2 separate regions of the Homo sapiens genome follow, and region 1 is linked to region 2. A link is an interaction called in ENCODE POLR2A ChIA-PET data of the cell type or tissue named here. Cell type or tissue: A673. All regions are shown on one strand. Each heading gives the region's core, and the rest is flanking DNA. Links, peaks and the distances in the headings are about the cores only.

Region 1 (16,080 bases), core at 3,140-11,139, 73 kb after region 2:
TCAAATAATCCTCTACCATCTTAAATATTATTTCTTGTAGTAAAGACTATCATTAGTGAAACAGTCTCTAGAATGGGCCTGTCAGACTCCAATGCTCAAGACAAAGCCTCACCTTTTTTCAATAGGGCCCTGTCTGATTGGTTGGACTGTAAGCAGTTCACCAGCAACATCTGTGTCCTTTTCTGACTGCCTCAGCTGGAAAGGAACTGTCCAAGTTGTAGGTTCACATCCTTGGCTGCACATTACAATTACCTGAGAGCTTTTAAAAATCCCAGTGCCTCGGATCTTTCCAGGTCACAATCACAGACAAGTTTAATTAGAATCTCTGAATGTAAGACCCAGGTATCAGTATCATTTGTGTTTGACTGGAGGGCTGAGCCCTAGGCTCTCAGTAGAATTTCTAAGGTACCTACCTTCTTTCCTCCCTCTCCCCACATTGCCTTGGGTCCAGTTTCCCAGATTCCACAAAGGGGAGGCAGCACCTGCTCAAGAAGCTGAACTCCCAAGGTAGAAACCCCAGTCTTACATTCCTTTCTCTCCCTTATCTGAGGTTCTTACAAGTTGCATGTCTTTTTTCTCAGCAGTGTCTCTCAAACACCAGGCACCCTTGCATTCCATTAGCTTTTGCCAAGTCTTCATCTTTTCCAGTGAGCTATGCAAGAGTCTCCTCACCAATCTCCTCAACTGTACTATTGTGTCCTTCTTAAATCCATCGTTATATAGCCACTAAAGAGATCTTTCTAAAACACTAATAGATTCTTTCACTCCCTTATTTAAAACCCTTTCTGGAGAACCCTTTTTTCCCCCAAGAAACAAATTAGTATGATATCCAAGACTCCATGACCGAGTCTTTCTCCCATTCCTTGCCTCCTTTGCAAGCCTCATATATCTAGATTTCCCCAACAAAACACTTTCACTGCCTTAAAAAAATCCTGGTTTATTGAGATATAATCAACACACCATACGAGTCACCCATTTAAAGTGTACAATTCAATGGTTCTTAAAATATTTGTAGTCATGCAACTATAAACACAGATGAATTGTAGCATATTTTCAACATCCCCAAAATAAATTCAGTATCTTCTAGATACAACCCCTATCTTCCCATCCCCTGCCCAGCCCTGAGTAATCATTAATTTACTTTCTTCATAACCCATTTTACAGATCAATGCATCACTACCCAGTAGAGTTCTGAACTTTGGAGCAGGACTGACCTAGGTTTAAATCTTACCTTAGCTAGTCTGTATGTTTGGATCACTTACTCCATCCAGACTTCAGTTTTGTTGCCATCAAAATTGGAAAAGTTACATCTACTTCTCATACAGGCTGTGAGGGTTATTAACAGTATAATAAGGTGCCTGACAATAATAGATAGGTGTTATCATTATATTTTAGTGAATTATGAATATAAAATTTTGAAAAAAATCATTGCTGTGATCCTATAACCAATAACTAGATACTCCATGGCAGCAGTAACTACACTTTCAGATTTTAATAATATGTGGGCTAATGTGATATTTCAAATCAAGACTGTCTTAGAAAATTTAACGTGATTAGCACTGGACTCAGTCTAGGTCACGGGGTGGATAGTTTTGGAAATATCAGGCCTAACATTAGTCAGCATAGGTGCATAATTCCTGAGGCTCACAGAAAGGCTGTGGAGAAGGGGAAAGGGTCACATTTTCTTATCATCTCCACCTGTCACTTAGATCAGCTTGCTGTATTAATTTTGCATGGCCATGTAACAAATTACTACTAACTTACTGGCTTAAAATAATGTGCATTTGTTATCACACAGTTCTGTTAGGTTAAAAGTCTGGGGAAGCTCACCTGGGTTCTTTGCTTAGAATCTGTTAAAGGTAAAATCAAGGTGTCAGCCATGTTGAGCTGTTACCTGGAGGCTCTGGGGAAGAATCTACTTCCAGTCTCATCTGGGTTGTTGGCAGAATTCAGTTTCTTCTAGTTGTAGGACGGAAGTCCAAGTTGCTGGATGTCAACCAGGGAATCACCCTCAGCTCCTAGAGGCCACTCTCAGGCCCTTGCTCTATGGCCCCCTCCATCCCATTAGTGGAGAATCTTCCTTGTGCTGAATCCTATCCGTCAGAAAAAAATTCCTTTTAAAGGGCTCAGATAATTAGGTTATGCCCACTGGGATAATCTCTTTTTTATTAACTCAAAACCAACTAATGAGTAAGCTCAATTATATCTACAAAATCTTTCTTGCCATGTATAACATAATCATGGGAGTGATGCCCCATCATATTCCCAGGGCAGGGAATTATACAAAGGTGAGGGTCTTTGGAGGGATCATCTTAGAATTTTGTCCTCCACACTCATTTAATTGACTTTGCCTAAGTGAATCCTCAAAATAGGGAACTAAATAAATAAAACCCAGGCTTGCAAATTGGTGACCACCATTATCTGTTTCAGTGCATATGGACTATCTGGGGCTAGTATGGGCACTTGATTTGAAGATATATTCTGTTTTTAAAAGTATAGACTAGGAAATGTAACATGTATGGATGTGTTAGAGCCTGTCACTAAGTCCCCTGGATGTGCGTGTGTGGATATTTTTGGAGGAGTTATGTACTTTCTCCTGCACCTTTCTGAGGTCTGTGATTGTTGATGTGGGCATGGAACAGATGTAGGAGCACATGGACACCTCAGAGAAAGTTTACAAACTCAAGATGTCTTCATTGGGATAGTCCTAAAAGTAAGCACAAGGATAAAGTGGTATATCTTTCTTAGTTCTTTTCTGTAGAAATGGAAGTGTATTTCATGGTTGGTCTCTACATATACTAAAGTAACAGTATTGGTTTTGGGGTCAAATAAATTTGAGTTTTAAAACCAACTCTGTTACTGATCACTTGCTTAACATCAGGCTAGTTACTTAACTTCAATAAATCTTTTTATTTTATGTCTATGAAATGGGTGTTATACCTAGTTGGAGGGTTTTTAGGAAGAAATAAATGGGTAGCACATATAATGTGCTTGACCCAAAGTACTGGTTTGTGGTTAGGGTCTATGGTGAGTTGAGTCATGAACAATAATTTGAAGCTGTTCCCATTGGGAGCTGGATTCTATTTCCCATCTTTTGAATTTGGCTCTGTCTTGTGATATGCTTTAACTAATATAATGCAGAGAAAATAACATTATGTGAGTCCTTGAGCCCAGGGCTCCCAAGGCTTGCAGTGCTTTCCAAGGCTATCTTCTTGGAATGCTGCTTCCATGGGGTGGCTTGAAATCTTCATGTTAAGAAAATAAGGACAATAAGAAATAATACTTTTGAGTACATGCTAGACACATTGCATTTTATACTGTTTAGTACTTTTTAATCACCAAGCAGTGTAGAGTGAAACAACTTGCCTGAAGTTGTGAAGTGACAGTTGTTTAATCATACTTTCTCTTCTACAGTGGCCTGGTCTTTTATACCTATCTTAACAATAGGCCAATCTGGAATCCTATGTAATTAATTGGATAGTCAAAAAATTGGATAAGTAAAGTCATTATAGTTTCTAAGTATGAGCTTCATCCAATGAGACTGTATCTCTATGTATTAGCCTATTTTCATGCTGCTGATGAGACAGTCCCAAGACTGGGCAATTTACAAAGAAAAAGAGGCTTAATGGACTCACTGTTCCATGTGGCTGGGGAGGCCTCACAATCATGGCAGAAGGCAAAAGGCACTTCTTACATGGTGGCAGGCAAGAGAGAATGAAAGCCAAGTGAAAGGGGAAGCGCTTTATAAAACTATCACATCTTGTGAGACTTATTCATTACCAGGAGAACAGTATGTGGAAACCACCTCCATGATTCAGTTATCTCCCACCGGGTCCCTCCCACAAGACGTGGGAATTGTGGGAGCTACAGTTCAACATGAAATTTGGATGGGGACACAGCCAAACCCTATCACTCTAAAAGTCTCTACAGGTCTCAGATCATGATAAAGGAGCAGCTTCTCATGAGCTTGGCCCTGCTCATGGTGCATATGCAGAATACTCTTGCCAAATGCTGGTAAGTGAAAATCCCTTGTCCAAAATATCGACTAGAGGTCAGTGTGTATCTACTGGCCTCTTCCCAGATGGCAGTTACATCAACATTCCATTCATGTAGGTCAAAGCTGAAAAATACAAGTTCCGGGAACCTTATCCAGAGAGGTGAGCATGTCTCTCAGAAGTCATCAGCGAATAAAAAAGTTTTCTTTGAAGTTCATAGTTCTTGAATCAGTCCATCTTGACCATCCACATGATTCAAGGGTCACTATGGAGTCAGAGCACCAGAGAACTCTGTCCATGGACACTAGATAGAACGCCTTTGATGGATTGGGAAAAAATTTTTAAAAAGTAAAAAGCACTTGTACTTTAAGAAAAGAATTTTTAAAAATATCCTGGGGAAGGTAGTCTCAAATGTAAAGATGCTCTATAAAATATAAGGTCTTGAAAAATAAAAGTTCCACTTACTTGCATAGATTAGGGCTCTGAAGTTCAATCTTCTCATCTGTAAAATAGGAATTAAATGCCTATGCACATCTTACAATTTTTTTGTGAAACGCGAATGTGGTCATGCAAAGAAAAGCACTTAGGAAGTTCACAGGAAGTTCTTTATAACACATCCCACCAAAAATCTGCATGATGAACGAAGAAATAGGTCACTTGGAAGATGGCCAAAGGACTTGAAAACTGGGCAGGCTAAGTGGAAATTGATGACCACTTCCTCATAAAGGTAAGGGAGCTTGGTGCCAGTGCACAATCGATGTCTTCCTCTTTTTAAGAAAATCATGAGGAATTTTTTCCACGTTTTATTAGGCTTAGCCAAAATGGTGCATGTTCACCTTTTCCCCTCCATCCTGCCTTCAACACTCACTTTAGTAAGTAAAATTAACAAATAACCCCTTTCTCCCATTAGTAATAGCCATGAATTGGAATGTTCGACACTCACCAGCATTAACCAAACCCTAATCAACCAAATGCTGTCTGCCACCCCCTCCTTACAATGCTCACCTTTCTTTCCCCATGCCTGTGATAGCTTTCCTGAAAGACATTTGTGTGCAGAACTCCTGTCTTTGGTTCATTCTCCCTCACATCATTAATCAGTGTGCTATGCCTCATCCAAAAGTGGGAAAATAATCCAGTTTCCTGCTCCACGCCAGCCAGATGAACAGGTGCTAAGTAGGACTTACATAGGCACTTAAGCTGCTGCACCTGGAATCGTGGTGTGTTTAGGCGATCATGTCTTGGATCTCACAGAAGCTGTCTTTGTGTTGACTGGTTCTGTATGATGTCCTAATGCTTCTGCTGTCCAGGGCCAGGCCTTAAGTAGAACAACGCAGGAAAATAACTTCTGGCCTAGGTTCTTCAGGAGTTTATCAGTTTGCTAGGAGAACCTATGATCTGAAAGGGACTGAGGGGATGAGGAGACTTTCTCTATTAGGTAGCTTTTAAGAAAGAAAAATAATCAAACAAATAGGCTCAAGGCATCTGCACGTACACACAGTTAATCACACCTTGCCTGCATTGTTACCAAGGGATTTCTTGTGTGGGGGTGGTCCTTGTAGGAGCTTTCAGGCACCAGGAGCTCCCAAGTGGCATGCTCACCTCCTTGAGACAGGCAACATGTTGCCAAGAAAAGAAACATCTTCATACTCTGCAGATGTGGCTTTTCATATTAGTGCTGCCACTTCCTATGTGTCTCTGAGAGTTGCTTAGCCTCACAGCCCATTTCCTCATTTGTAAAATAGGAATGATAATAATAGTGACTTCATAGAGAGAAAGGAAATGAGGAATGTGAAGGATCAAGCACAATGCCTGGCATAGGACAGGCACTCAGTAACCATCGTCTTCCCAGGTTCCCTGCCTCCCGGTTCACCTGCATAAACATATTTCAGGCACTCTGGGTAGGGTTTTATCTGGACCCTGTGACCACCTAGGGAGGGCCCTGCCCTGAACCCCAGTGCCCCATGGGTGACAGACTGTGTGTCTTGTCTGTTTGTTTTCCTTTGGCCTGTTTTTTATTTTGGGTCTGTGTGATTTCCTGGCAAAAGCCCCATCAGTGGTGAGAAAATATGTGTGTTTGCTATTATATTTGAGGAGTGAGCAGCTTGTTCCTAGAGGTCCCCCAAACCCCGATATTGTTGCAAAATGTAGGTCAGCAATGTCCTCAGTGCAGCACAGCTCAGAGTAGAGTCCCAAGTCTGGACCAGCTTGGATTCTGTATTTTTGGTGATGAAAACGGATAGAATTCACTCTAGTGACATTTTTCAGTTTTTTAACGTTTGGCTTTGGCATCGATGACCTTTGTTTTCTTTTCCACTTAGTTCCTTTGGCTTCCCACTTCTTCCTGTCCAGTAAAATTTTAAAAAGCTTGCTTTTACTCCTATGTTTCTGTTTCTGTGGCCAGGACCACCATCCTCCCAATCACTAGTTCAGGAAAGATCCCAAATTAATCACAGATTGCTGCATTTTCCTCCCTGTCACATCCTGTTTCTCTCTAGCATCTTTTGGCTTGACTTCCTTAATACCAGTAAAAATCAGACACACAGCTGCATTGCATGTCTAGCGTCTTACCATGGGCCCTTCCTTGGCACCCTGTGCATTCTCTGTCCTAAGCCCCAGGCCTGCCAAGTTATAATTACTTGTTCTTATGTTTTTCTTTTCCACTAATCTGTGAACGCCTTTCAAGGACAGAGCCTATGCATTATTCATCTCTGCATCCCCAGTGTTTAATACAGTGTTTCAACAAAATGTTTCCTGAATGAATAAAAGAATGAGTAAAAAATCATGTGTTCCCAATTAGAAAGACTTTCTGTGTCATAGGGTAGACAAGGGTTTGAGGAGGCACTTTCTAGGACCATAAAATGAGACTCCCAATCCTATCTATCTCCATCAACCCTGGGCTCTAATGAGACTATGCCTATTTGAATTTTTCCAACTTTCAGCCAAAACACATTCAGTAATTGATTAGTCCCCTTTAGAGCTTGGCAGAGGATATTCTAAGTAAATATAGGTATGAGTGCTGCCCTGATGACCCAGGAATACCTACAACTTGACATGTCCAAAACTGGACTTATTATCTACCTCCAAAATTTTTTCTTTGTCCTCTGTTTCTTATTCCAGTGAGCTCTGTTACCTGAGCAGGACTGGAGAGGCATGCAAAGCCTCTCCTGGCTCCACCATGAAACTGTTCATTTGGTCACTGAGTTTTGCTGATTTATCTTCTGTAATGTTTCTTGTATCTGCACCCTCATCCTGCTCACTGTCTAGTTCCTGCCCTTCTCGCTTCTGATACAAACTTCAACACCAGGTGCACTGACTTCCCCAAACGGAGGTAATCACTTCTTATTTCAGGCCACAACTGTGCTGAGAGTAAAAATCTCTACTGATAAGATGTTTCATGTGTTTGTTTAAATATCTTTCTCTCTACTAGACCATTAACTGACAACAGGAATTATGTTCATTTAATAAATAAATAATACAGGGTTGAATTTTAGGATAATTTGAAATTAAATTATAAAAAGGAATTCTTAGATTTGTTTAACTCAGATTTGCCAATTGTTTATATTTTATTCCACTCAATTTCTCTGTCTCTTTTTTTCTTTCTTCCTCTTACATAGATGTTTTTTCTAGTTTGTGAACAAATTGTAGTCAATGTGCCCTTTTATTCATAAATAGTTCAGTGTGCATTTATTAAACAAGGATGCTCTCTTACATAACCATAGTGTAGCTATCACAAACTTGAAAATTAACATTGATGTAATATTATTCTCAAATCTATGGTCTATATTCACATTTGGTAACTGCTTCAATATAAGGTTCTTTAAAGTTATTATTTTCCCTGTTTAGGATCAAATCCAGAATCACACGTTGCATTTAGTTTTCATCTCTTTAGTCTTCTATCACTGGTATATTTCTTCAGCCTTGATTTTTTTTTTCTTTTTTTGAGACAGAGTCTCGCTCTGTAGCCCATGCTGGAGTGCAGTGGCACAATCATGGCTCACTGCAGCCTTGACCTTTCAGGCACAGGTGATCCTCCCACCTCAGCCTCCCGAGTAGCTGAGACTACAGGCATGTGCCACCACGTCCAGCTAATTTTTGTATTTTTTGTAAAGATGAGGATTTTCACCATGTTTTCTCGAACTCCTGAGCTTAGCCGATCAGCCCACCTCGGCCTCCCAAAGTGCTGAAATTATAGGTATGAGCCACCGTGTCCAGCCGACCTTGACTTTTTGGAAATTATAAGCAAAATATTATGTAGTATGTCCCTCCTTTGGGGTTTTCTGACAATTCCTTATTATTGGATTCAGGTTATGGATTTGGGGCAGGAATGCCACTGAAGTGATGTTGTGTCGTTCCGGATGGTAATGTCAAGTTGTCCTAATATTATTTGGTGACTTGGTTGAATTTGTGCCCTCCAAGTTTCTCAGTTACTAATTGTCCCTGTGTAAGTAATATGCAATTGTGATGAAATGTGTAAATCCTGACCAAACTTTCATCAGTAGTTTTAGCTTCCATTGATGATTTCCTAGCTCCATTATTCCTTTTATGTTAATTAGATGGTATTCTATTTCAGTAAAGTACTTCCTATTCTCTCACATTTACTCATTTCTGTAAGTATGGACTCATAGGTTCTTATTTATTCAGTAGGTATAGTTTGTGATTTATGCAGATGCTCAAATTGTCCCAGATTTGGCCATTGGAGACCCTGTCAAGTGGGTTCCCTTGCTTTTGAAATGTCCCCATGTTTCTTTCAGCACTTTTTTACTTTCTAGAATAACAAAATTTTCCAAACTTGTCTTGTACTTTTTCTCTCACATCCTCGAATTAGCCATTTCTTCACAGCTCTAGTTTTTTTGGTGAACAATAGTATTTAGAAGTCGATATGTAGGTGTTAAGTGTTCTTTTTGCTTCTAGGCCCTGTCAGTGGATGGAACTCTGGTTTACACACACACATACACACACACACACACACACACACACACACACACTTATTCCCATACCTCTTTATCTACCTGCCTGTCTATGACATTAAATACTATGGGTTTATATTGGTACCTTCAATTCCAACCCAACTTTTCTGTGTTTGCATTTACTTTGAATATACTGTGAAGATCTTGTGGCTATCTGAAATATTTGTGTTCAAGAACATTTTTATGGTAATGAAAAGCCTACAAGTTCTATATATTTTCATTAAAAGAACTTTTTAATGTAGTTCTTGTATATACATAGGTGTCTGAAATAATTATTCAATTAAAATCCCGCTCATATATTTCTATGAAGGAAGTCAATGTTTTATTAAATTTTTATCTTGCTTTAAAAGATAGCCTCAAGAGGGAGATCTGGGTATTGCCGCAGCTCTTTCATTAATGCAGACAAGAGAGTTTTGAAATAGCTGCCAAGCTATTGGCAGCTGTTAACAGGTTTGGATGCTCCTCCAATAACATCATGTGTGTTCCTCTATTTTCAAACATATTCCACCACATTTCAGTTGTCATTTTATATGTCTGGCTCTCCTGTGACATCATGAAACCCTTAATTGTACTTTTTACTTTGATACTTTATCACAGGCCTCAATAAATGTTTTTGAAGGAATGAAGGATGGGTGACTAACTGATGAAATGAATGACCTTCTCTGTCTCTAGCATCTGTTTAACTCACTCATTTTAAAGCCTGATCTCAGGCTGGGAAGCTGTGAGATAGGAACGAAGGGGAATATACATGCATTTCTGCAATAGGATCTGTGTGGCAACAGATAGATTATAAGCTATGACATATATTGAGAACCTGCTAGGTGCTAGATGGCTACATTATGTATTTATCTTATTTAAGCCTTACAACAACTCAGTGATGAAGGAAATAGTAATCTCATTTTCAGATGCACATTTCAGAAAAGCTAAATAACTTTCTGAGAAAATTATGGAACTAGAATCCAAACTCTGGCTAGTTTAACTTTAAAACTTAAATTTCATTTTGCTATGTGATGGTGCACATCAGAAATAAGATGATGTCAGAGCTGTGAGGTAACACAGCCAAAAAGTTAGCTAATAGGTGACATTCTCTAGAGGGACATCACCAAAATGAGTGAACTTATCAAGTAAATGCAATGGTGAATATAAATGTAGTTTATTGTATTGGGGAGGAAGTGTGACATTTCTGGGGGGACAACAGACTTTATATGGGCTAATTGAATAGATAATATTTCAGATACTATCAAGAAAAATGAACTTGGCTGGGCATGGTGACTCATGCCTGTAATCTCAGGACTTTGGGAGGCCGAGGCAGGCAGATCACCTGAGGTCAGGAGTTCAAGACCAGCCTGGCCAATGTGGTGAAACCCCATCTCTACTAAAAATACAAAAAAATTAGCCAGGCGTGGTGGCCGGCACCTGTAATCCCAGCTACTTGGGAGGCTGAGGCAGGAGAATTGCTTGAACCCGGGAGGCGGAGGTTGCAGTGAGCTGAGATCGTGCCATTGCACTCCACCTGGGTGACAGAGTGAGACTCTGTCTCAAAAAGAAAAAAAAGATGAACTTTTGTAAAATGAGATGAGGAAACCGAGGCCTAGAAAGAAAAAGTTATCTAAAGTCACGCAGCAAGTTGATGTTGGAACTAGGACTTGAAACCAGGTCTTTGTGTTCTGTCTCTTATTACTCTACCTCACTGCTTTCTTTTATGTTATTTCATTTTTTCATAGTCTGCCTACCTTTTTCATTTGCTTTAATTCAATAGCAAAATGCTCATTGAGAACTTTGTATCAATCATTGTGCCAGGCACTGGAGAAACAAAGGCAGGAGCACAAAATTTGAGGTTAGCAAAGCACTTGTCTCTTGGTAAACAATAGACGGACTCCTCACAGAGTGCAGACAGAGGTCAGGATATGCCAGCCCATGAATATGGCCCTGTGTGTTTTGTGGGCCTTGTTACTGTGCATATGTACTGAGGCTCAGTGTCACATTCTGCATTGCCCCCTGATAAACAACACACAGAAAATGGATGAGAATGACTATGAAGAGGGAGAAAATGTCCAGATGTTAGTAGCTCATAATGTTTTAATTTAGAGTAGTGCTTTTGCCCAACACCATCACCAAAGGTTTGTCTTTGGTTTATTTGTGTTATCACAACAGTGACGACGGAGTTAAATGCAGCCTTTGAAAGGAGGATTTTTGCTTGTTTCATTTACATTCTACTGTTCTTTCATGAAACATTTCTAAATATCCATGGGGCCCAATTCTTACAAAAATAAATCAGATAAACCTAGGGTTCTTGCCAAGTCAAATATCTACAGTTTCTGGCAATTATGTAATTTCCAACTCTGCTGCAGTGACTATTGCTGATAAGTCAATTGTCATAAAGAGAAATATTCCAGACCAATCTTTATTAGTGTGTCCTTCACTGATATATGCAATGTCTTTTTTTAAAAAAGCAGAGTTATAACTTTTTTGGGGGGTCTCTAGTGAATGGCTTCTCATCATAACAATTTATATCTGGATAATGTTATTGTAAAACATGAAAATGGTAAATTAAAACCAATGAAATTAGGTTCTGCTGTTATTAATAAAAATGGCTCTGGTTTTCACCATTTTGTTTTGATGGCACTGTCATATAATGCAGCTGTGCAGTAGTGTCTTTCTGGCATTGCAGTTTGATTTGGCCCAGACAAAAGCAATATTTAGGAAGTTACTCTGTAGAGCTTCTCCGGGAAGAAGGAACTTGAGAATCACAAGCTAATTTAAATCGTTCTTTAAAGTTGAGGTTAAATGTATTATTGATTAGAAAGAGCTTTTATGGGGAGAGGAACTCTGCTATTCCTTACGAGTGGTATAAAATAAACAAACTGAATATACCAGGTCCTATTTTTTTTTCAGAGTCACATATCTGTTTGGTGCAAATATATATCACTAAAGATGTTTATATGAAAAAACATTACTTTTAAATCATAATTTCTTGCCCATGCTTTGAGAAAGATCCCTTGAGACTGACTTTCTGTAGCTGGAGCTCACAGTGGTAAATGCTTGCTTTTATTGGGGTCAACATGGTTTGTGCAATATTTCACTCACATTATCTCATTTATATCCTCCTACAATAGCCCTAAGAGGTAGGTAGGGTTTAATTTTATAGATGAGGAAGCTGTCATTCACACTACCCTTGCCCAAGGTTCCTTTGAGTAATTCTAGTAAGTAGCAGCCCTGGGACTCAACTGCAGTTTCTGACTCTGGACCACATCCTTCCCCAGTACTGTGCTTAAGAGGCAGGTAGTCCTTTTAAGATGCAAAACCATATGCATCTTAAAATGACTACCTGCCCCTTAAGCACAGTTCTTTGATTTCTCTGAAGAGAAAGTAGCTTGACAGCACCATCTTAGTTTAGTTGCTTCCCTCTTAGAGCACAGAGTGATCACCAAGATAAACATTCTTTTCCACCTCGCACTCACATGAAGGAAGGAGAATACAGGGAGGTGGACATCTATGTCAGTGGAAAGCCCAGACTTTTAGCCTCTTGCAGAACAGACTTGATCTACAAATTGTCATTACAAGAATCCTGCTGTTGGAAACACAGCTTTTCAATTTCTTGAAGATCTTCCAAGCATTGTTCTTTATGGAAAAAATGCCCTTTTTTGCCAGTATCAGTGAAAAACACAAGCAAAAAGAATGAAGCTTATTCTTAGTGGCTAAGAGTTATTTATTTCAGATCTCTGCTTCTTAGGGTATACTATAGAGTTAGTTAAATGGAAACTTCCAGCTACAGTATGTTTGGAGACAATCAGTCTAGATAGATAAGAAAATTTCAACAGAGAGGCCGGACTGGGTGAAGAGGACTGGAAACAAGCTTTCCGCAGGCTCTTAAGGCAAGTGATAGAGGTATGGTATTACAAAAGATGGGGCTAAAAGAAAATATGAGAAACACACAAAAGGGTATCATCGGCTTTGCAAAGAAATGCAACATATACATATATTTGTGTTTACGTATGTATGTGTGTATATACACAAATAGTTTTTGAAAGTAAAGGCTATTTAAATTGCAAAAATTAGAATGCAGAGAGAATGATTCCTATTTTTGTTTTGCATTTAATTGGCATTGATTTCAGACTGTTGGACAATGGTGCTCATCCTCACTTTGTGCAAGCAGGACAGTTGCAGGGTGAACTTGATGTATAATTAATCAGTTTGACTCTTAAGCTCTTTTTGTGACTGAACAGCAGGAGCCAAGCATGCTCCTATTTACTTGTCAGTTTTTCTGCTAGACTATGAAACCACCTTGCTGGAGTTTTATAGTGAGATATGTCTCACTGATCTCTGTCCTTGGTTCCTAGTGTGGTGCTTGACACATAGTACAACTCAGAAGAGGTTTGTTGAAATATCTTCAGACTTTAAGAGGGGACATTTCTACTGGGACAGTTTTGGTCAACCTTGGCCCCCATCTTATTCTACCTAATAGCAGCATTTGACACAGATGTTCACTTCTTCTTTGAGTCACTTTTCTTTGCTTGGCTTGCTGGCCACTTGCTCTTGGTTCCCCCCTAAATCACTGGCTGTTCTTGTTGCATCTTCTATCCATAACCCTCTACCTCATCTGTGGCTTTGAAAGATGCAATAATCTGTCCACCAACTTCTCTCTTTCTATAGTCATTCCTTGTGTGCATATATGGCACTGGCTCTAAATGTCATCGATACTTCTTCAGACCCGAACTCGCTCTTTAACTCCAGACTCAGAAACCCAACTTCCTATACAATATTTACACATGAATGTTGAATTGGCATCCCCAATTGAACAAACTGAAAATAGACTTTTTTTGATATCTAGCACCATCTCTACCTCCAAATCAGCATCTTCTCCAATATTCCTTATTTCAGTAAGTGACACTTCTATTCACCCAGTCTGTCAAGTCAAAAACCTTGAAGTCAGCCTCCCCACCTGATTTCTTTCACATAAATTCATCCACTAGTTATGTCAACTCTACTTTTGGAATATATCCAGAATCCCACCAATACTGTCTTTTCTCTATTGCTATTTTCTTACTTTAGTCCACCATTATCTCTTAGTTAAGCTTAATGTAATAACTACCCTATATGCTCTCACTAATTCTTAATTCAGCTTGCTCTCCATCACTTATTCTCTTCCTCGTGTAGCAACCAGAGTGATCCTTGTAAAATATAAATGATGCTATGTCATTTCTCATCCCTCAGCCCTTCAATGAATGATCCTCATACTTGGAGTGAAAATGGGCTTGCCACCTTCTGCATAATCTGGCTACCTCCTGGATGCCACTCACCTCCTATTTTCCTTATTTCTCACTGCAAAGAATGTCTCTATCTAAAGATCTTGTTTCTGCTGGTTTCCTTTTGCTGGAAAGTCATATTCCTAGAGTCTCTTCAACTCTTTTCCATTTTATTCACTGTGCAGCCATACAGCTGGGTCTGCTCTCAGAGTGGGAGAGGATTTCTGGGCTCCCACATATTTCATTAGGATTGCTTTGGAAATGAGGGCGCTTAGATTCCCTGCTGCTCTTGTTTTATTTGGGACTGTGCAACAAGGATAGGGACAGGAAGAGGCCTGCAAAGGCAATTAACATGGAGCATATACAGCTAATTTTACAAGCCTGGCATCTCTTTAAGTGTCCTCCCTGGGAGTGTTTCCCTCTGAATTAGAAAGCTCTAGTCTTAGCTTGATGAACTGGTTTCTGGTAAATTCAGTTGTTCTAGCCCCTGCTGGAACTAGAGTGATGGATATTCAGAGCAGAGAATGTGGCTTTTAAAAATGACATCACGAATAGGGTTGCTAGATTGAGTAAATAAAAATACATGATAGCCAGTTAAATTTGGTACTTCAGATAAAAAATGGATAATTTCTTAGTACAAATATGTTCCAAATATTACATAGATCTTCTAAAAAATTGCAAAGGACACATTTATAATTTTAAAAATATTGATTATCTGAAATTCAAATGTGATTGGACATACTTTATTTTATCTGGCAACCCTAATCATGAATAATTAAAAGTTGATATTGCTGTGTTGTTCAAAGGCAATAATTTGATTACTAATTACGTTCACTGAAATCAATAGATATATTAGTTATTTGTCCTCTTTTTTAGGAGAATTGCATCAATAGAATAAAAATATGTATTTTATCTTTTATATTGTGGAAAAATGAGAATATTCATATAGACATAGATATTTGTTATCTATATGGTAATTTGCTATACATGTTTAGAACATTTGTTTTTATTTAATGCATGATTGAAGACTGATGCCTAAATATGAAATTCTTTATTTTATTAAACTAATATACATAATAAACATAGTAGATTGGGTAAGCTGGGGAATTTGATAAATAAAACTATTTCCTGATTATATAAATGATATATGTTTTTTATAGAACATTTAGAAAATACATAATAATATTTTAAAAATAAGCCTATAATGTTTTTTATCTGTTTTTTTTGTGGAAAAACTTTTAAAAATAGGTTGGGATTATGTCATAATGTAATTTTATTGCCTTTAGAAATTTATCATGACAACATGTATCCATTTTATTTCATTAAAAGCATTTATGAAACATTTTAATAAAGATATAATATTCTTTTTCCTTTTTGTTTTGTTTTGTATTTTCCTGTTCTAATGTTAAAATGAGGATATTGGTACATAATTGTTTGAATCACTGGGTATTTTCTTTGGATTTATTTCTGGAAGCGCAGTTACCTGATCGAAAGATCAAAGTATCTTTAAGACATGAGCTGCTTGTTGCCAGTCTTGTGGAAGCCTATGTACTCTATGCTTTATGTTTCCGTCTTCTGGCCACAGGGACCCCCCGCTAGTCTTTTTTGCCCTCCCTGCCTCTACTCACTTCTTCCCCTTGGGATAGATCTGACTTATCTGATGGATAAGATTGAAAGCAGGAAGTATGAGTTAATTCCTTCTAAATTCTGTTTCTTTCAGATCTAACTATCCATCAGAAGGCACTTTTGCCATGTGGTTAGCTTACCAGGGTAGACTCTGCCTGGCTGGGCATGCCTGCAGTTGTTCATTCTGCTAATGAGTATGTTGAAAATTGAAGACAATATTAAGGAGCTCATTGTGACTTCATTTAA
Region 2 (16,080 bases), core at 5,261-13,260:
GCTCTTTGGTAGCACAGAGTTCCCCAGGAAGCACTATATAACATCTCCCATCCCTGCTCCATCATGACTCATACGAAAAACTTCTAGGCTGAATTCTGTCAGGAAAAAAAAAAAGAAAAGAAAAGGAAAATGATAAGTAAATACATTTGACAATAAATTTGAGATCATAAACCTTGGGATTCTTTTTATAATACCACGCACTTCAAAATCAGGCAGTATTTTTCATTTGACGTGGTTTTAAAGGTAGCTCAAAGAAAACACAGGATTAACCGTAAGTAGTGGGATAGTAAGCGTGAGCCAAGCTTCCAAATAAACACATCAGAGACTTGGGCTAAAAAAAGACAGAACACAAATAACCTCCTCTTGATGTGCCTACAGTTTCATTTAACTGTTCCCAGGTCATGAACTAATTTACCAAAAAGAGGTTAACTCCAGTGCAACCAAATGGCATTTCAGGAAGCAGGTTTTGTGCATATCGCCTGTGGAAGCCGGGCCACTTGAACCCCGCCTGTGAAATGCCTCTCGGATGAGCACTTTTTAAAACTCTTTAGTGTATTCTTTTTCAGTGAATGGGTAATGCGTTAGGACATTGGAGAATACAGGCCTTAAGAAACATGAGCTTGGCTTCTTCCCAAGTATTGATGTCTCCAAACCAAAGAATTAGCCTAAATAAATTTGTTTTGAGTGACTGTGTGACCTCGAACAGCCTACTTTCCCTTGGTCAGCTAGATGTGTTTCCTACAAACTGAAGAGCTTAGATGAGCTGCTCTTTCAAGTCCCTTCCAGGACACAGAGGCCCTTCCCAAGAACTCAACACAGGAAAGCTGGCCTCTGCCCCCAGAAGCTTCCAGGCGAAGGAGAACAGTCAAGGAGCCAAAGTCCTAGGTGCTCCGCTGGAGGGTGACTTCCACTCACACCAATCTTCCAAAACCTAGGGACTTGGGACCGAGCAGCGGCATTATATCATTTCCAGGCAAAGCCCAAGTTCTGTCTTCCGTACCCACGGTCTCTTTTCGCATTTTGCGCAACATCATTTGCTGCTTCATCTGACCTAACTCGGTGGGTTTCTTGATTTTAATGTGTGTAGAAATTACTTATTGGAGAATTTTATTAAACATGCACATTCTTAAGCCTGGCGTCCAGTGATCCTCTTTTGGGAGGCCTGGGCAAGGGCCACGACGTAGGCACGCTTCACAGGCACCCAAAAGGTTCCCACGCAGCAGTGACCCATGAAACATGCTTTGAGGAACACTCATCTGATGGTTCTGGAGTGGGGTTGGTCTCCCTCACAGACTCAGGCTCCTGGGAGCCAGGGACTCATTTGACATTGCAGTGAAACAGAGAACATGGAAAGGGACATGCCATGTAGTCAATCCAAATTGGATGAGTAAGTGAATCAATGAATGACTAAGGCACATGCAATAGGGAAGGTCATTGTCACCATGAACTGAAACTTTCCGGCAGTGTTGGAGAAGGTAAGGTGAGTGGGAGACGTGGTACAAGACAGGCTTCAAAGCTGGGTCTCTGATGGGTCACCAGAAACAGTAGGGTCCTTGTAAGGCAATGCTTCTTCTCTAGCAGACACATTTTTCCAGAGGGAGTCTGTCAGCCTCCATGATATTTTAAGCTGCATCCCTCAAAATGTCGTAAAGGAGGATTAAAGTATAAATGATTGTCAGTTCACTCCTGTCCTCCTGGTACTGCGCTGAGCATCTCAGGCTGTTTGGAAGACAGGGGCAGCAAGGGAGGGGAGGAGCAGGGGAGGGCCTTAAAATGTGACTGAACAGAGCCTGCAGAGAATGAGGAGCTCTGGTGTGTCTTGGGGGGCTAAAGCAGTTCACAGGCTGCTACTTTTTTTGTGACATAGCTTTTACGGGGGGAGAGCCAGAATATTAAGCTCATTGCTTCCAGATGGGAAGGTTGGACAAGACAGAGAGGCTTTGGCTCCGAAAGCTTGGACGCTGTGGTGCGATATGGATGTGACATATTGAAGTAATCGAGATAGAAGATCTGGCTTTAGCCAAGGCTGTCAGATAGATACTTTTTAAAACATTACATGGTTTGTAACAAGGTATTGTGTATCCTCACAGAAACTCTGCCGCCTAGGTCTCTGGGAAGGCAGTGGGGGGAAAAGTGTGCTTATTTTGCTTGAGTTACTAAAGCTCCTTTTATATATGAGGAATTTGGCATCTCCTGGCTGGGAACGGCTGAGCCAACAGTGTCCGATGCACTTGTAATGTAGATCATGCTAGTGACTTGCTAAGTGAGTCCAGGTGTTTGCATAAGAGGCAGGGTCCTAAGCACCTCCTTATTTGAGCCCCGAAGCAATCATGGCCCAGTGCTTCAAATGAGCCTCAAATCTGTTTAATAAATCATCCTTCTATTTATAGAGTTAATCCAGGGAGAAAGCCTCCGTGTTGTCTGGTGGGGCATGTGCCACCAGAGGGCGCCCGATGTCTGCCTCATTCCATCAGAGTGGCTCTTGCTATATCAGGGGTTTTGCCTCCCCTGCAAGCTCCTTTATCCAGTCCTTTCCTTCCTGAGCTTTCAGGCCCTGGATGGCATACCTATGGATCAAAGCCAGGTGGGGCAGGGAGAACCCCCAGACCCTTTCACGAGGGACCCTTTCTCCTCCAGTGTCTTCAGTGAGAACTTCCCTCTGGGCCAGCCTGCCCATGCACGCTGTGGAAAGGGAGAGAAGGCCCTGCCTCATTTGGAAATCCTGAGTTTGCAATGTGCTGGTTTACTTGCAATTCTCATGTTCAGAGAATGGGCCCCTTCCTTGGCTAACTTCACACCTGAGAACATGTCGGGGCATCCCTGCGGACCCAGTGTCTGCTTCACATTTCAAAGGCTGGGAACTGTTAAGCTTGTATTTTGATTAAAATTTTGTATTAGCGCCCCCCCCCTTCAATGTAATTTCAGGATATTTAATTTCAACCAATCATCTGAAGGAAAGTGGGGGGAGGAGGTATCTGATGTGAAACAGCACACGGGGAAAGCCAGCCAAGTTAGAAAATAGAGCAGCTCGGGGCTGTGTCGATGTGACAACTGAAGTCTCTTTTGTTCTCTCAGGCAGGGTCTGAAACCAAAGCCCCTCAAGGACAGGAGATCTACCTCTGGGCTTGGAATCAAGAGGACCAGTCGTTCCGGGAGGCCTCCCTGCTACCTTTGGGGCCTTTGGCAAGTCCCTGAAAGTTTCCAGGTTTCAGCCACCTATTTGGGCTCTGGGGAGAGGAATGCCTACCATTTGCCTCTGGCTCTGGGATTTTAAAAGGAAAAGCAGCAGAGTCTTTGGAAAAACCAATCTCTGAAGACCCAGGGTGAACATTAGTTACAACACCCTAGCTTCGAGGTGATGTAAACTTCAGGTACGGAGGTTACGCTCAGAGGAATAAAGGAGCATTCGTCAAACATGAGCTCCCCTCGATTGTGGTCTAGGGTGGAGACCAGTTATTCAAGTGTCTGTGGGCCCAGGCAGGTAATGAAAATGTAGTTATGGGGGAACGCCCGGCTCAGAACAGGCGTAGAGTAAATAGTTGTTGTTGACTGACTGAAGGAATAAAAGTGGGTCTGATATAAGACAATAGGGAATGGTACAAACCTTGTCAAACTGGAAGGTACATGACTTGAATTTGATGTTCAAACTATTGCTTTTTAAAACACTAGTTTAAACATCTTCTGGCCCTAGAGCTACCAATTTGTATCTCTGTATCCACTTTTATATATTTTAGGCCCATTTAAAAGACCAGGAAAGGAGGAAAATAAATCTAGCAGTATAGGACGTTCTTAATCTTGTCAGTTAACCCTAATTTTAACACCCCATCTCTGTTTGTCATTCTACTTAACCACTTTGGATTAAGCAAATTCAGTCACTTTGGAAATAGTACGTGTGGATGGTACCTTACAGGATGAAGGACCATAACAATATTCTCTAGCGCAGGCCTCTACCTCCACAGGGGGACAGACTGATGAGCCAGATCAACTCCTGCATCCTCTTCCTCAAGGAAAGCCCCCATCAATAAAACCACAAGGTTACAGTGGAGCCAGAGGGAGAGCTGGCCTGAGTTGAGACCTCCTCATGGAACTCATGGCTTCAGTTTCCTAAAATGGGGATTGTACTCCCCTAGCTCTCCTTGCTTCACAGAGCTGTTTGTGACAACTCATGAGTAATGTTATGTGAAAGGGCTTCACACACTGCAGTGTGCTGAATAAATGTAAAGAGTCCATGCTATCCAATTTGGAGACAGAAATTAGAGGACTCCTCCTCACACTAGTTAAGTACATCTCTTAAATTGCTTGGACTGTTGGCGTGGTTCTCGCCAGAGTTGAATATAATTCCTCTGTTGATGGGTCAGCCTTTATTTCCCCCAGTGCTGTTTCTTACTTGAGTTAATGAGTCCAAAGCTCATGTTTGCATGCTACCTCTGACCCTCACTAAGTGCTCACCTGCAGCTCTGCCCTGTCCTCAGAATGATGTGACCCTCAGGGCCAAACACTCCACAGGCTGCACTCTGCCACCTCCAAATCCCCACCAGTGGGTCCAATTCTCAGTCATCTGCTTGTTGTATTTCTGTTGTTTCTGTATTCATGTCAAGGATATTTGGCTGCAGAATTCCTGCAATATATTTTAGGTGAATGTGCAGCATGATCTTATTCTGGAGTCCAGGAGACTCCACCTAGGATTGCTCACAAGTAGGTCAAGTGGAGGGGGTGGCTAAGGCCAGTTTTTCTGCTTGCTATGCTGGTGCAGGCAGAGGCTTTAGAGTTATGTTTCCAATAAAAGGCATAGATTTTCACTGCCTGATGATCAAAGTCAAACTCCTAAGCCTGGAATTTGAGGCTCTCAAAATCTGGCAATATCATTTTTTCCTTCTTCTCTTCTAGTTTCTTCTGTGCACCACAGGCCTCATGCACCAGGGTGCACCCCCTTCCATGTACATATTCCACATTTTCACACATCAAGCATGCATATGTACAATTTATACATACAGTTTCCTCTGATTCTTTTTTGTCCTTAAATGTCTGCCTGCTATCATCATGACCATTTTTAGGGAGAAATGCTTACCCGTACCTCCTATTTCCACAGAGAGGAGAGGCAAAGTCGAGAGTTTCACCACTCTCTTTAGGAGGAGAAAAGATGGAGGAACATTCCCAGCCCCTGACTCCATCTTTGACTCGCTCTTCCTAGGAGAAGAGGAGTAACTGGGATCAGAACCTGAGCATACCCAGCTCAGCTCCACCATCCCTCCGTCTTCAGGGCTCCTCCTGCCTGCAGATCAAGGGCTTCTTGCCTGGCTCCCACTTACTTTCTCCCTGTGGTTGCCGTCTAGAGGCAGTCATGAAGCCCCGTGCTCAGGGCAAGTCCCTCCACGGGGGCAGGACTGGCATGAAGGAGTAATGCCCTCTGTAGTGGGAAGGGTGAGAACGTCTGCCTGGGACTGGCCCTGCCCTCATAAGGGTTTATACTGCAAAGGCAGGGGAAAGAGGCCTGTTCTCCAATCCAGAGTTACCAACTGATAGTTTGAGTTTCTTCCTTCTGGCCCTAGTGCCCATACTGAATTGACTCTGAATCCTCAGAGGAAGAGAGAAATTATTTATGTCCTAAAACCTCAACAGCTAAATGTCACATCTTCAAAGACGTTTCAGACCTTCCTTGTCAGGTGTGATCATTCCTTCTCTTTTTCCTCTTCGCGTGTTTCCTGTAGAACTCCAGTTGTGCTTCATTTGCTCATTCTTTAGTTCGACACATATTTACAGGTGAAGACCTGGGATTTCCTTGCATTTAGGATGTGACGAAAAATCACATTTTTTAAGTTGCGTTTTTTTCAGAAAATCCAAGTCTTCACATTAGTATGGTATAATTAGAACAGAATTGGACAGAAGGCTTGGATTTAGGTCTCAGATTGAGACCTGCAAGATACTGAGAGCTTCTGAGATTACAGGAATGCTGCTAGGTGCTTTTTGATACAGAATCTTGAAATTGTTGGTTTCCTACATTATTTTCTTTTTGGAATGAAGACCACTAAAACTCTAAGACAAAGTGAACAAATGATAGCAAAAATAACAGTAAGGAAACCATGATCAGCTCGGGGTCATGTCACCAATAGTTGGCTGGGTCAGGGGTCAGACCCAAGACTCTTGACTCTGAATCCTCTATTCATTCTTTCTGCCTTCTCTCACACTCTCTGTGACTCTTGCAGTCCCTCTGCAGAGATAAGAGTAACCCATGAAACAGATCTGTAGCAACATAAGGCAATAAATGATAAATGCCAAAATAATTCCTCCTGGCTATGAGTAAACTAAGGATTCCATGAAGGGCGAATCCCCATGGCCGTGGAGATTCATGGCAGCCTTCCTGGAAAAGGCAGGATTGAATTGAACCCTGGCAGGAGAATTCTTGGGTAGGGATAGAGGACTGGGAAGAACATTCTAGGCAGAGGATCTCATAGAAACAAAGGAGCACAGGCCAGATAGAGCAAGAGAAATCCAGGACACAATGAATTTACCAGCCTGGCCTGACCCAAGGTTGGTATCTGGATAAGGATAACATGGGAGGTAAGGCTAGAAAAGACGATTAGGTCTTTACTTGAGAGGATAGTGGTTTTCAATTTAGGAAGAACCACAGTCTCACCATTTTGAAAATGCCTATACCAGTCCCCAGACCTGCTGAATCAGACAGGATTTGGGGGAATGAGTTGGAACAATTATTATTTTTCAGTCCTCTATATGTGATTCTAATGCTCAGTGAAGGCCGAAAATCACCAAGAAAGGAAGAAAGCCCATCAAGCATACACAGAGCCCTATATTTCCATCCAGTCGTCCTAGGGTTCCTCTCTGGCTTTCCATCTGTAACACTGAGTTGGGGCAAACTACTCTCTATACCCCATTTTTCTAATTTTTAAGATTGAAACAATAATAAGACTGCCTACCGCCCTCAAAAGCTCATCAGGATGAAAAAGCAAAGTGTTGTATTTGAAAATCCCAGACAGATGTGGCATAGGTAGCTGTGAGTTGATTCTTTGACTAGGGAGGTGCTGAAGGCTGCTGATAAAAGTATTGGGGCCGGAAGGGCACCCAGAGGGATGGATGAAGCACCGAGAGATTGGAGGGTACTGGGTAGCAGCTAAGGCAATGATTCAGGTGTGAGCTGACACAGCCCAGCCATGGTGAGGCCTTGAGGATAAGTGTGTGGCCACAGGCCAAAAAGATTCAGATTCTCTGTGGGGAACAGCAAGGCACTATCCACACCTAAAAATAAAACTGGCCTGTCTCAACCCTGGATTGGATACCTCAAATTGCTGAAGGGCAGCAGGACCAAATTCTAATTTTAAGAAAGTCTGCTCTTTGAATGCAGACTCAGAAACAGCTTTGCTGGGGAAAAATGTCAAATGGTTTGCCAGGATATTGACAGTGTTCCCAAAGACAGGAATAGAAGTACTGAAAAAGGGAATGTCAAGACAGGAGTTCCTGGGGTCTCTAACTCCGGAATCTTCCAGCAGGAGAAGGAAAGGCAAGGAACCAAAACCCAGCAAGTTAAAAAATAATAATAATAACAATAGTAATAATAAGACCAAGCTGCAAATCTACGCTCCTGACACTCCCATCTTGCTCCCACCTGGGCCCCTGGAGCGATTCCCTGTGACCCTTAAAGAGCTACCACCCCTTGGGGTGGTGTCAGGGACTCCTGCTCCCCTTCCTCCTCCTCTGGCAGCTACAGGCGCCATTATCTCATGAACTTTCCCCATATCCCTTGGAGATAAGTATTTCCTTATGGTAGTGATTGTTATTCTCATTTCACAGCTGGAGAGGTGGAGACAGAAGGATAGTCCTGAGAAGAGGGAGACATTTTCTTCCTTTCCTCTGGACTCTGTCATATTCAAATCATAAAACAGAAAGCACAGGAAAGGTCTCTGAGCATTGTTAAACTCAAGGTAGCAGGGATCAGCACTAAGGGAAGGAAAGGTTATTGTGGGTTTGGTGTGTTGTAAAATTTATGTTCAAATTTTTTGGGGGGAGATGGTGGATAGTCAATTTCTTTTTATTTTCATACGCCCATTAAAAAAAAGGTGGAATTTCAGAAATAATCTAATGCAAGCTTCATTTTGCATGTAAGGAAATTGAGGCCCAAAGTGAGAACTTGTTAAACAGGCTGTGACGGGGATGCTGAAGCCCCCTGCTCCTAGTGGCATTTAGGCCATGCTGTCTGCCACCCTTCAACCTGCTTCACATGCTCTGGGGACTGAGACTCCAGGCAAAGGCACATCCAAGGGTGATGCTGCCTTGGGTTATCGTGAGAGTCTGGCTAGAGGCCGGACTTCTCTGCAAAGTTTGAGAAACGTATTGAAATTATCAAGACTTGGAAGGCAGCCGTCATTTGCACCGAGCTTTCACCGCCTTACCGAGTTCCTAGACTTTAACTATTCAGGGTTTAGCCAGCCCATTGTATTAGTCTCATCAGAAGCCCTGCAATCTTAGGCCTGTCCCCTAGGCCCAGGGTGAGGTTTCTGGGAGGTATGGGAGCAATCCTGGCCCCACAGACCCCCAACAACTGCCCTAGGGGAGAGAGGATTGTGGGAAACCTCCCTGGCCCCTGCGCTGGGAGGGCACAGGCTGGGGGAGTTGGATGCTGCTCTCAGGATGTCTTTAGGTAGGAAGACGGGCCATCCACAGAGAACTATGGCCTACGAGAGCTTCTGTGGAGGTCAGTGCAAGACAGTCCCTTTCTACACAAATGATTCATTGCTGGAAACTTCACATAATTACACATTTGAATAATTCAAAGCTAATTTTCTTACAGGCACAAATGTAAAGAAGGATAGATTTCACTTTTGAGACTTGTAAATCTGTAAGTACCATTAGAAAGTGTAACTTTTTTGTTTTTGCTTTTGAACTTACTTTTATAACAATAAATATAGGATATGCCAATAAGGATTTTCTGAAAATTTAGAGATGTCTGTTTAATAGAGCTTTTCATGTTCAATGAGGTTATCTGTAGTGTTTTCCTAAATCAACTGCTCGAGTTATCCTGGCAGATATTTGGTCCTCATCATAGTATTTTATCACATCTAATCCTGTTTCCTAATGTTTTTATTCTCAGAAATGTTTTTCAGCAAAAGCACTATTTCCACTACTTAATGCACCCTTGGGTGACATTGATATAAGATATAGAAAAAAATTTAATTATAAGAACACTGAGTAGTGACAAAAATGACCCCCTGCCAACTCCTTTTGGTAAACAACAGAATGGGCTGGTGACAGATTTGTGCGTGCTAACAAAGAGACCGTTGCCATGGGGCAGTAGTGAAAACAAAGCTTAAAATGAATTCAGCACTATTGATTATTATGCAATTCTCATTAATTTTATGCATTTTGAAAACTTAAGTAATTTCCAATTTTGAGCACTTTACAGACTCTTTTTAAATTCCTCCAACTTTCTACCATATGGTACAATATACAAAGTAACATAGAAGTTGTGGGGAGGAAATGGAACAAAAAAAGAAAGATTAGAATTGGGATTTAAACTCACAACTTTTACTTCTAGACAATTTCACATAGGATTTACCCAGCGATGCATCTCTTAAAGATGCACCATCCTGACATCCTTGGCTCATTCATCATGCCACCTTGCCTCCTGCAGGGAAAGTCACTGCCAAGAAGACATCACATTGGGCATATTCATTTTAATTAGTTCTCCCAATAATACCATGCTACAGATATCTCTATAATTAGATGCCCATCGACTATTGCGTCATTTCCCTGAGTCTACAGTCACCCTGGCATTGTGGCCCCTGGAGTCCTAGGTGCCTTGGCAGTTGCAGACTCCAATGTTTCTCTGCTCAGTGCCTTAAGATTTCTCAGCAACTGTCCTCTGCCAGGCTTCCCAGGCCCCTGCACAAAGAATTAGCCAATGCAGGCATCAAAGTGGAGTTCAGAAAATTGTGCACGCAGCTTAACCTCCTGGCTGCCTCAGCAGCTCTCTGCTGCCTTCAAGACAATTAATTTTTTTTTAATGTTTTTCTTACTGTTCTCAGCTAGAACAGTGGTTTGCTACAGCTACTGCATCAGAACCAGAAGTGGACGTCAACATGTTTTTGAGATTTGTATTATAGTTTGGGTCATTATTTTTAACAGCTGAATATAATTTATATATATAGTACATTGTATTTATTTATAGGTGGACGTTTGAATGTTTTCCAACTTTTCACTGTTAAAAACAATGCTGTAATGAATATTCTTGCACATGTCTTCTTGTACACATCTTTGAGAATTCCTCTAAAATATACATCTGGAAGAGGAATTGCAGACCATACAGGCTGCTAATTTTTAATGTAATTATATATTGCCAAATTGCTTTCTAAAGTAGATGAACCACTTTACATTTTCACCAGTAGTATGTGAGTGTTTGTGTTTATCACTAGCTTTGATAATTCTTGGTTGTGAAACCATTTAATTTTTGCTAGTCAATTGGAAATAAATTTATATCTTCTTTTTCTGATTACTAATGGGGCTCTCCAGCTCATTGCATTTCGGGATTCCTTTTCTGGAAATGCCTGTTCACATCTCTGGTTGATTTTCCATTGGATATTTGTCTCTTCCTTATGAATGTATTATTTATACAACCTAAATACCAATTAACCCTTAGTCTGCTATATATGTGGCAAATCAATCCACAAGTATCCATTGAGAGCCTTCTGCATGCAGTTCTAGGGGCATAAGGGTAAATAAAACAGACTAGGTCTGATTTCCGTGAGGCTTATGTTCCAGTGCAAGAAGACCGAGCATCATCAGTTTAACACAAAATTAGTAAAATGACATCAAATCAGAAGAAATGCTATAAAAATAAAACAAAAAAATAAAATAGAGAGGGATGGGTATGTCAGATGTTTTAGGTTGGAGAGGTTACAGAAAAACCTGAAGCAGAAGCTTGAATGAGAAGAGAGAGCCCCATGAAAATAAGGGGATAATGCTTCCCCACATGGATGAAAGTCCAAGACCCTGAGGTGGCACCAGCTAGGCACTCAGTGTTTTTTTTTTTTTTTTTCTATGTCTCCATCCTCCAAAGGCCAAGATTTTCTCTAATGAGTGCTTTACTCTGTGCTCCAGCAGGGCCACAATTATTGCTATCTGAATCTGAGTTGTGGCAGGCAAGATGTACAGATTATTCTCTGGCACAATAAATTGGGTTTAACTCAAGCCCCCCCAGCAGTGGTAATAGCTGAAGAAGAAAGCCTTTCTTCCACACAGCACAGTTCATGCTATTTGGAGGGCATCCTGATGAAAGGCATTGGCACTCTGGATTCAGGTTACCCACATTCATATCCTCCTTCCAGTTTATTAGCTATGAGACCCTAAAGCAAGTTCTCCAAACTCTCTGAGCTTCCATTTCTTCTTGTGTAAAATGGAGATCATATTTATGGTAGAAAGGCCTCTAAGGTGTCCCCCCAAAGATCCCAGCCTCTTGGTATTCATACTCTTGTGCAATTCCCTTCATGGAGTGGACCTAGTAACTTCCTTGTAATTAATGAGAATATCACATAAGTGACAGGATGTCACTTGTGAGATAAGGTTTTAAAAGACTCTGAAATCAATTTAAATCCATCTTGCTGTCTCCCTTCCTTGCTCTTTATGTGGAAGCAAGCTGCCATATTGAGAGGTCTATATGGCAAGAAACAAGGATATCCTCTGCCCAACAGCCAGCAAGGAACTAAGACCTACCAATAGCCACTGAGTGTGCTTGGAAATGAACCCTACCCTAGTTGAAATGAGGTGACTGTGAGCTGGCTGATATCTTGATTGCAGCTGTGTGAGAGACCTGGAGCTGAAGGAATCAGGCAAGACATACCTGGATTCCTGACCCACAGAAACTTTGAGATAATAGATGTGTGTTATTTTAAGTCACTAAAATTTGTGGTAATTCATTATATAGCAGTAAATAATTAATACAATAATAGGACCTTATCATGTCATTCCTGTGAATCTGAAATTACAGATGATTCCTGACTTAACAGTAATTCCACTTACTTTTTTTTTTTTTTTTTTTTTTTTTTTACTTTACTGTGGTGCGAAAGTGATACACATTGATGGAGTTATGTCCTGACAAAACCATTGTACAGCGAAAATATTTGGTGGAAAATAAGCATTTTTGACTTAGGATGTTTTCAATTTATGATGGTTTTATCCGAGTATAACCCCATTGTAAATGAAGGAGAACCTGCAACTAACACAAGTGTTAAGGGCACATGGTAAGGGCTCATAAATGTTAGGGGCTGTTCTCCTACTCATTGCCGAAGAGTTGGGCAGTGGGTGTTTTTACCAAAATTAAGGCTGACAACAAGTCCTGCCTCCTGCAAACCCCCACTGAAGCCCATTGGATCACAGGTCTGACCAAAGCATTCTTGCAGTTTTAAATCTCAGGAGTGGCTCCTTCAGATGGGCTATCTTGAAAGCACCAGAGTAGTCTCGTCCCTTAGTCCTAAAAAACCAAAGGATAGAGATGGCCTCGGATTTTAGTACCTTCCTGCTGTTCTCTTCTATTTTCCCAGTACTCCAGCTGCTCTCGGTTCTGATTTTCTCCAGGAAGGCTTTTCATACGGACCCCAGTGAGTTCTCCTTCCTCTGAAAACCTTAGCTATTTTCATTATGGTTATGGTTTTGTATTTCTTTCCACCCTTGTGCAACACCAGCTACCTGAAGGGGATTTTACATGTGCTTGTCTGACATCGACTCCCTTGGAGGTCTCTTTGGTACCGACGTTCACTTTCACTCTACTGCCTTCTGCCCATCTGCTATTCAATTCTTCCCACCCTTGCCCCTGAACTACATGGCAGTGGGTAAGCGTATCCTAAATGTTGGCAGTGCAGTGGCAGTAGATGGCAAGGATGTTTCAGGTGGTTCTTACAGGTCTCAGGTAACATATGAAACCCGTTTCATTAGTAAAACCAAAACAAGGGGTCCTGTTGCATGCTCCCCCATAGGAAATACTTTACAGCTTAGGGGATCCAGGCTATAAATAACTGTGCCAAGTCTGTGAAGCATATTTTTTTTGTCAGTTTATCCAGATCAGAAGCTTCTGAAAGTCCAAAGCCCTTGAGATTATTTGCTTTGTAACGATAAGAATGTGCAAGGTACTTCCACATTTATGATGTCATACAGACTCCAAAATAATGCTGGAAGATAGTCAGGAATCATTAACTCCATTTCATAAATGACTCAGAAGAGGGAGTAACTTGCCCAGGTTTATAAAGGACTGGGGTGGGCTTTATAAGGACAGGGGTGGGCTTGAGTTCAGATCTTTTGCATCTAAATGAATATTGACATGGTGAATATTCAGAGTTCTTACTCCGTGCTAAGCCCCACATTGAGTGTTTATACATGTTATCCCATATATAGTCATATTGCACACTGACGAGTTAAGTTTAGAGAGATTAAGTCACTTGGCCTGGTGACCCACAGCTAGTGAAGGAAGAATTGAGACTGGAACCCAGGTCTCTGGCTCTAGAGCCTTTGCTTTTACGCACACACCAAGTATCTCCCAACTCCAGAGGTCCTGAGCTTCCCTCACAGGGTGCTGGTGATGCAGTGTCAGAAGAGAGGAAGATACCCTGCTCAGCCCCACTCAGCCAAGGTAACGCTAATGGTCAGTCAGTCCTCAGAGAGCTGGGATGCCCTTCTTCTCCCTGCTTACCTCTGCCTGGCCCACCTCTCCTCCCTCAGATCCAGGCCTCTGCAGAGGGCCGGCCCAATTCTGGGAGCATCCTGCCTGCTAAGGTTAGAGAGCTAGGCCTGAAGAAAAGGGATACATTTTTAGCAATAATAATTATGCAAACCTGGACGTAGAAATATAATCCAGAAGGAGGCTTCATTTGCCCACAAAAGAGCTCTACATTGAAGGAGAGGCTTGGAGAATCTTTGCATGTACAGTTTATATAAGCAAGCTTCATAATTATATCTTTTTCAATGAAATTAATTTAAAAATATCACTTGGGTATAAAAGAGACTGGGAAAAAAAATCTGTATAAAAAGCAAATGGGGTTCTTAAACAAGCCCATAAAATCTCTTCATTGACACAGAGATGGGGGTCGGCAAGGAGACTTTTCGAAAGATTCTCTAGGTATGAAATACTGGTTAGGAAATGCCCTCTACCTGGTTGGAGGTAGGAAGATGGGGGTTATCAGGACACAGGCCTTGCTAAGTCCTCAGGGTCTCGCTGTCTAAAAGTTTCCACACTCAAGGGCTCCAGGCCCTCCCTGTACACCACAGGATAAGTGCTGAGATTCTGGAGTCAGAGAAAGCCAGGGCTGGATTTAAGCTGTGTGCTTTCTTCTCCTACTGAAAATACGGAGAAGTCCATTCTCACCCCTGCAGTCAGAGTGATCCTTCTGAATCAGATCAAAGTACTGATCTGCTCAAAATCCTGCGATGGCTCCCCACTTCCCTTAATGGCAGCCTACGTCCTTGGAAGCACTGGCCTGAGGTCCTTTTAAGTTCTTAGTAGAAACCCAAGCCACCTAAGGTGAAAACTGTTAAGCTCCAATCACCCTGACTCATATGCTAACCTTGTTCACTTTTCTCTAGCCACATTGTCCTCCTGGCTACTTGTCCTCCAACAATGCCAGACGCAGCTCCTACTTGATGGCCCTTGTATTGCTTCTTCCTTGGCCTAACCAATGGGTTCACCTCCTTTATGTCTCTGCCTACATATAAACTTCTTAATGAGACTCACCCTGTGAAATTATTACTATCTCTGTCTGCACCCCTTTTCCTTCCCTGATTTTTTTCCCTGATCACCTTCTTGGTATACAATTAATTGATTTGTAAATTTTATTTTTTTTGGATGCCACTTTCCCCTCTAGTTCAATCTACATAAAACTAGAAGTGTTTGTTTGTTTCAGTCATTAATAGATTCCAAGGACCTAGCATGGTGCTTAACATATAGTACGTGCTTAATAACTTATGGCTGAATTAATGAATGAATGTTTAATGCTCACAAGCCACTTCTTCTCCAAGCCTCCGTTTTCTCTTCTCTAAATGGCAGTAAAAATAATACTGCAATGAACGGCTGCTGCTTTTGTCTACCTGGTATTCCTTCTACATTTGATAAGAGAGCTCCTCTTTCCTAAACCCATTTCATGTGGTTCTGATAGCAGCAATCACAGAGTTGCTATGGTCACCCCGGCTGCCCTGGCAATCAGGGAACACCACCATTTCCCTGGTCATGGTGGTGCACAAAAAGGCATGCGTTTCAAGCAGGGCCAATCCATGAGACTAGGTCAATGCTCTCTGGATGAAGGGCCATTTGGAGGAGCCTGTGCTGGCAGGGCCATGTGGGCTGTGGCTGTCAGCAGTGATTTTACAAACTCTTGAAGGCAGCTTGCTCGGGATGTAGCCAAGCAGCATCAGGCAAAGCAGAGAGTTGCCTCGAGAAAGAACAGAGCTCGTGCTCTTTTTGAAAATAGGGTCTAGCTGGAAGAGAGCTGAGGCAAACAGACCCTGGGAATGGACAGGACTAATATGGAGCGACAAACTGCGGAGCCAAAAGCAGAAATTCCTCTGCCTAGGATGGCATCCTTCAATTTTTGCTTGGCAAATTCCTGCTCATCCTTCAGAACCTCATTTGAGGACTTCTTGCTCCCCTAGATCTCATGGGCTGAATTGATCACGATTCCCTTTGTGCCCCATTGTACCAGGTTTCAACTGTATCAAATTCATCACTACAAATTGTAGTCATCCATTGTGTTCATTTGCTAGAAATGCCATAACAAAATAGCACAGTCTGGGGGGCTTAATAGAAATGTATTTTCTCATGGTTCCAGAGGCTGGAAGTCCAAGATCAAGGTGTCGACAGTGACGGTTCCTTCCGAGGCTTCTCTCCACGGCTTCACCCTGTCTTCACTTGGCCTTTCCTCTTTGTGTGCATCCCTGGTATCTCTGTGTGTGTCTAAATGTCCTTTTCTTAGAAAGACATGAGTCAGATTACATGAGGGCCCACCCTAATGGCTTCATTTTAACTTATTTACCTCTTTAAAGGCTTTATTTCCAAATGCAGTCACATTCTAAGGTGAGGGTTAGGGATTCAAC

Evidence for each region. Peaks named below come from ENCODE experiments on the same cell type or tissue, not always from the same donor. Only the 100,000 strongest peaks of a DNase experiment are listed, where the experiment ranks them.
Region 1: POLR2A ChIA-PET joins it to region 2 with 9 read pairs; 2 of 35 experiments call an interaction of 5 or more read pairs at or near these places.

Annotation. Positions count from the first base shown.
Region 1 is chr2:18,593,123-18,609,202 of GRCh38, forward strand. All of the region lies in intron 2 of LOC105373456 (a long non-coding RNA gene), which reads left to right. Among named protein-coding and RNA genes, the nearest start is that of NT5C1B-RDH14, 12 kb to the left of the region's middle. In A673, for the core only: no CTCF peak of the experiment used is centred there; a DNase peak (open chromatin) is centred at 6,649; H3K27ac peaks cover 865 bases.
Region 2 is chr2:18,518,267-18,534,346 of GRCh38, forward strand. LOC105373454 (a long non-coding RNA gene) reads left to right here. Exons shown (of 8, transcript XR_001739302.1): 8 at 3,076-16,080. Among named protein-coding and RNA genes, the nearest start is that of RDH14, 34 kb to the right of the region's middle. In A673, for the core only: no CTCF peak of the experiment used is centred there; no DNase peak of the experiment used is centred there.